2 separate regions of the Homo sapiens genome follow, and region 2 is linked to region 1. A link is an interaction called in ENCODE POLR2A ChIA-PET data of the cell type or tissue named here. Cell type or tissue: MCF 10A. All regions are shown on one strand. Links, peaks and the distances in the headings refer to the core of each region. The heading gives the core; the rest is flanking DNA. Region 1 has its middle 6.3 kb from the start of LINC00365. Region 2 overlaps UBL3 (ubiquitin like 3).

Region 1 (2,810 bases), core at 267-2,766:
ACAGAGGAAAACCCATGTGAGCACACAGCAAAAGGCAGCCAAGGAGGCCCTGGAGAAACACGCCCGGACTACATCTTTATCTCGGACGTCCAGCCTCCAGAACAGTGAGAACATCTATGTCTGTTGTCTAAGCCACCCAGTCTATGATATTATACTATGCCTAGCAAACTGATATACCCCCCAAACTCCCCCCACCCCCTAAGCTGGGCAAATGTTAGGTGACTTTGATGCTGAGAGTGCCTGAAGCAAACTCTTTATCTGCTCTTTTTGTACACAAGGACTCTTGAACCACTCTTGAACCCGGAAGTCTCTGGCAATGGCTTGGGGATCCCACTTTGCCTACTCCTCGCCCCCGTCAATAGGGGAGTTGTTATCTCTTAAACCACTCCGGGAACCTCTCCTCTCTGGGTGGAGGTTAAGGGGACTCAGTCGGGGAGTTAAGTGACAAGGGTGCCTCTGGCAGAGCCTAGGTGTGTAAGCTTTGGCAAATGACCAGGCCTCGCTGAGCCCTGATTTTGTCCTCTGTAAAATGAGAGTGATCGGATTCCTTGGAGCACGAAATGCCTTCAATGTGGGGCTTAGCACGGGTCTGGCTCACAGTAACTGCTCTCACGCTCCACTAGCCACTCCTTAGCAGGAACGTGGGCACGAGAATTCCCAAACTTCCTCGAGTCAGTGTTCAGAACCCCGCCCTCCCTTTATCTTCAAAGGAGAAGGGAGAGCAGTGGGTTACAAGGGTCAGCTTTTAAATACCCCTGCTCTCCCTTGACCACAGACCCTGGGGAGTTTCCCCAGCTAAAAACGAAGTTTAGAAAATTGCTTGCAATGACCCATGATTTCAAGGGCCCCAGTGAATGACAGATCTATTGAGGATAGGGCCCCCTGGCTGGAAATTTAGAAACATTTTGTTTTTGTAAGAGGAAAAAAAGGGCAGAGAGGCACGAGGGCTGCAGGGGATGGCTCTGGAAGGACACTGCAGCGAGGCTGCCAGACTCCTTGGAACCGCAGCGCCGACGCAGCCATTTCCCAGGGAGATCAATCCTCTGGCAGGTCCATTTCCTCCGCCGCGCGGGCGGCTGCGGGAGGCGGCGGCGGCGGCGGGGGTGGCGGGAGCCATTAGTGACTCTGTGACCCCGTTCACCGAGCGCGTCCCCGCCCAGGTGCTCGCTGCCCGGCGCCGCGCCGTCCACCCCCGGCCGGGGCAGGTCGCGGGGCCCAAGCTGGTTCAAGCCCCCGTCGCTCGTCGCCTGGCTCTGCGCCAGGCCCCGTGCCCCTGGCTGCAGGCCGGCACCCCGCGAGCCGCAGCGCCCAGGCAGGCGAGCGCCGCTGCAACCTGCAAGCCTGAGTCAGCTCGCGGCGCGTGAGGCGCGCGCACTGCGTCCCCGCGCAGCCGTCGCAGCCAGGTGCTGGCCCGGAGCGCTGCGTCCCCAGACAGAAACCACGGCTCCCCCTGGCGGACACCGGTTCCCCAGCGCTGGGCTTTCCCCTTCAGTAGTTTAGGGGTAGTTTTCAGCTAAAGAAAACAGTGGACGCATTTTCCCATCAGAGGGCTTGGTGGCAGGATTCCCACAGGCTTAAGGAATGAAAGAAAGGAGATGCGATAGAAAGGAAGAATGGTAAGTAAGGCCCGGAAAGTGCAGGCAGAGAATGTTATGCACCTGCATGTCGTGAACCCAATGGCAACGAAACACTTACTTGTCTGCGGGGCAAATATAGCCGCGTTGGCTCTTTCTCCTGGAACCACGGATACTTTGGCAAGGAATGAATGAGTTATAAATGCAACGTTTTCTTAAATATATTAAATACATAACACTGACCTTCACAAAGGCTTTTATCTGGAATAAGGAATGAATAAGTAGGGTAATGAATAAGAAAGTTAAATTAAAGCACCATAGAACACAGTTTGAGTAACTTTAAAAATTTTTATTTACTTAATTTAATGAAAACAAATGATAAGTAAAATGTCTTTATATGAACATCTGAAAAAGCTTATAACTCTAAATGGCAATCCTAATCCAGCTGCTATAGTCAGGCTGCTATAGCAAAATACCCTAGACTGGTAGCTTATAAACAATAGAAACTGATTTCTCACAGTTCTTGGGGCTGGGAAGTCCCAGATCAAGGTGCCAGCTGATTCAGTGTCTGGGGAAAGCCTGCTCTCCGGTTCATAGATGGTGCCTCCTAGCTGTGTCCTTACCTGGGAGAAGGAGGAAGAGCGTTCCCTGGGATCTCTTCTATAAGGGCACTAATCCCGTTCATCAGGGTGACCTAATCACTTCCCAAAGGCCCTGCCTGCTAATGCCATCACCTTGGGAGTTCAGTTTTAACGTGAATTTTGAGAGGACACAAACATTCAGACCTTAGCAGCAGCCTTTTGTTTTATTCCCCGAATACAATGTATAAATGTGGAAATGCCTGGGAATTTCAGCCATCTAAGTCAGGCAGTTAGCTTTGTGATATGGACTCCCTCTTGTAACTTACTCTGTGTGGACATCTGTTCTGTTGATTGTGTACAGAGTTGAATTTCACAGAGGCTGACGCAGCAGTGATCATTCAGACATTTCTGAATGGACGGCAAAAGAAGGAGGAGGAGGAGAAAGTAAATACCAATGACTTACTTTGCAAAGTAAATTGACAGATCCTTTGTAGACCAAATCAGCAAGGTTGGGTTGTGTCCCTCTGGGCCTGGGTTTCCCACCTCTTGTAAAACCGGGAGAGGCAGAGAAGCTAAGACAGATGGTGGGTCTCCTGGGAGGCTCAGGGCCGAGCCGGCCTCAGAGGAAGTCTCTTCATCAGCACTCGGCAGCAGC
Region 2 (2,810 bases), core at 130-2,629, 280 kb before region 1:
TGTAATCATGCTTGTAATCCCAACATTTTGGGAGGCTGAGGCAGGCGGATCACTTGAGGCCAGGAGTTTGAGAACAGCCTGGCCAATACGGCAAAACCACGTCTCTATGAAAAATACAAAAATTAGCCGGGCGTGGTGATATGCGCCTGTAATCCCAGCTACTAGGGAGGCTGAGGCACTAGAATCACTTGAACCCAGGAGGCGGAGGTTGCAGGGAACTGAAATTGCACCACTGCACACCAGCAAGACTCTGTCTCAATAATAATAATAATAATAATAATAATAATTTTAGCTAATTCCCAAATGACAAAAGATAGTAAGCCAAAGATTGACTCAGGACCTCAAGATACTCTACAAGCTTTATGTAGATTACAAAAAAAAAAGCTACACAAGAGCACATCAATAGTAAAATTGGTGAAAACCAAAGACAAGATATAATCTTTAAAACAGCCAAAGGAAAACACATTAACTTCAAAGGAGTAACAATAAAATCAAAAGCCTGAGTTAACATAAACAGTGGCAGCCAGGTGATGATAAAATAACATCTTGAAGGTGCATAAAGTAGGGACCCTTTAAAAGTGAAGGTAAAATGAACACATTTTCAGGCAAACCAAAACAGGGAATTCATTACCAGAAGACCTGCACTAAAAGTTCCTTGGATAAAACGATAATTACCCAGATGCACATACAATCAAAAAGAAAGAAATGAAGACCTCCAGAAAGGTAAATTTGAGGACAAAGTGAAATGAGCAATGATTATTTTAACAACAACATTACTCTTATTACCACTGTTATAATTACTTTAACAATAATAATAATGACATCTTTGGGGTTGAAAACAAAGCAAAGACTGGAAGAGGGGTAAATGGAATTAAATTAAAAGGCCATTCCATTACCCTGAAGTGGCAAAGGCAAAAATTTATGACAGACAAAAAAGTTAAAGATGAACATTGTAATCTCTATGCTAACCAGTAAAGATAGTAAAAGAATTTATAACAGAGAAGCTGAGAGAAAGGTATATGGGAAACTGTTTGATTAATCCAAAAGAAAACAAAATGGAAGGGAAAGTTATAAAGGACTTAATGATGGAAGTAAAATACAAATTGCAAAACTGTAAATTCAAACCCAAATAATGTGGTACAGTAATTACATTAAAGGTAAACCAGAGATTATCAAACTTAGTAAAAAAGCAAAAACCCAACTATATGATGCTTAAAGAGATTCATCTTACGTATAAGGACGAAGAGAGATTTAAAGGAAATGGATAGAAAAAAAAAGAATGCTATATTAACATCCCCTCTGGAAAAAAACTTTAAAGCAAAAAATGTTACTAGACAGGAAGACAGAACAATCATAAATTTATTTGTAGCTAATAACTTAGCCTCCAAATATGAGGCACAATTTGAGAGAACTAAAAACATACAGACAAATCCTCACATATTTGGCAATGTTAACACAAGTTTCTCAATTGAGTGATTTAAAAAAGACAAAAAAAGTCAAGTGTGATACAATAGATTGAACATGATTAATAAATTTAATTGCTATATATGGCACACTGTCAATTTTCTAAAACTGACCATAAAGCAAGTGTCAACAAATTACCCACAAGTGAAATCATAGAATGATTCCAGACCACAACAGACACCAAACTAGAAATCAATAACAAAAATATAGCTAGAAAATCCCCAAATGCTGAGAGCACAAGGGAAGTTTTAAAATATGCTTTATTGAATGATAATAAAAATAATATACAACAAACTTGTAAGATCCATCTAAGTTGCATTTAGAGGGAATTTCATATACATTTTTTAAATTCCAAAAATATTCCAAAAAAACCCCACAAAGGAGCCAGGCACAGTGGTCTGCACATCTGTATTCTCAGCTACTTGGGAGGCTAAGGAGGAAGGAGCAGTTGAACGCAGGAGTTCAGAAACCAGCTTGGCCAACACAGTGAGACCCCCATCTCTTAAAAAGATTTTAAAAAATAGGCCGGGCGCAGTGGCTCACGCCTGTAATCCCAGCACTTTGGGAGGCTGAGGCGGGAGGATCACGAGGTCAGGAGATTGAGACCACCCTGGCTAACACGGTGAGACCCCGTCTCTACTAAAAATACAAAAAATTAGCTGGGCGTGGTGGCGGGTGCCTGTAGTCCCAGTTACTCGGGAGGCTGAGGCAGGAGAATGGCGTGAACCCGGGAGGCGGAGCTTGCAGTGAGCAGAGATGGAGCCACTGCATTCTAGCCTGGGCGACAGAGTGAGACTCCGTCTCGGGGGAAAAAAAAAAAAAAAGAAGATTTTAAAAAATAAATAAGCTGACAATTAATGACTTAAGTACTCATCTCAAAAAACTTTTAAAAGTACAGAAAATTATCATTTTTTTAAATAGAAGAAATAAAGGTAAAGGCAGAAATCAGTAAAAAGTTAAAAACAACATTTATCTGAAAATGGACTCTGAAAAGACTGCGTACAAAGAGACCCAAATTACAATAAGCAGATTTTGAAAAGGAGAGATCATAGATACTACAAATACCAAAACAATTATAAAAGGATACACACACACACACAAAAACCTTAAGCTGAACTGGAAAATTCAGACAAAATGGACAAATCTCTTGAAAAGCAAAACTTGTCAAAATTGACAAAGAAATAGAAAATATGAATAGCTTTTTATGTACTGACGAAATACAATCAATAATCTTCACAAGAAAACTCCAGAGGGCTTCACCAGTGAATTCTTTCAAACATTTGTGGATGGAATAAAATCAATCTTCACAAATTCTTCCAGAGTATTAAAAAGCATTTCCCAACTCA

The links. ChIA-PET counts read pairs that join two places held together with the same protein. Peaks named below come from ENCODE experiments on the same cell type or tissue, not always from the same donor. Only the 100,000 strongest peaks of a DNase experiment are listed, where the experiment ranks them.
Region 2: POLR2A ChIA-PET joins it to region 1 with 5 read pairs; 12 of 35 experiments call an interaction of 5 or more read pairs at or near these places.

What each region holds. Positions count from the first base shown.
Region 1 is chr13:30,113,725-30,116,534 of GRCh38, forward strand. No RefSeq gene overlaps it. Among named protein-coding and RNA genes, the nearest start is that of LINC00365, 6.3 kb to the left of the region's middle. RefSeq lists a silencer at 1,070-1,419. In MCF 10A, for the core only: a CTCF peak has its summit at 1,454 (motif pointing left); a DNase peak (open chromatin) is centred at 1,417.
Region 2 is chr13:29,837,659-29,840,468 of GRCh38, forward strand. All of the region lies in intron 1 of UBL3 (ubiquitin like 3), which reads right to left. Among named protein-coding and RNA genes, the nearest start is that of UBL3, 12 kb to the right of the region's middle. In MCF 10A, for the core only: no CTCF peak of the experiment used is centred there; no DNase peak of the experiment used is centred there.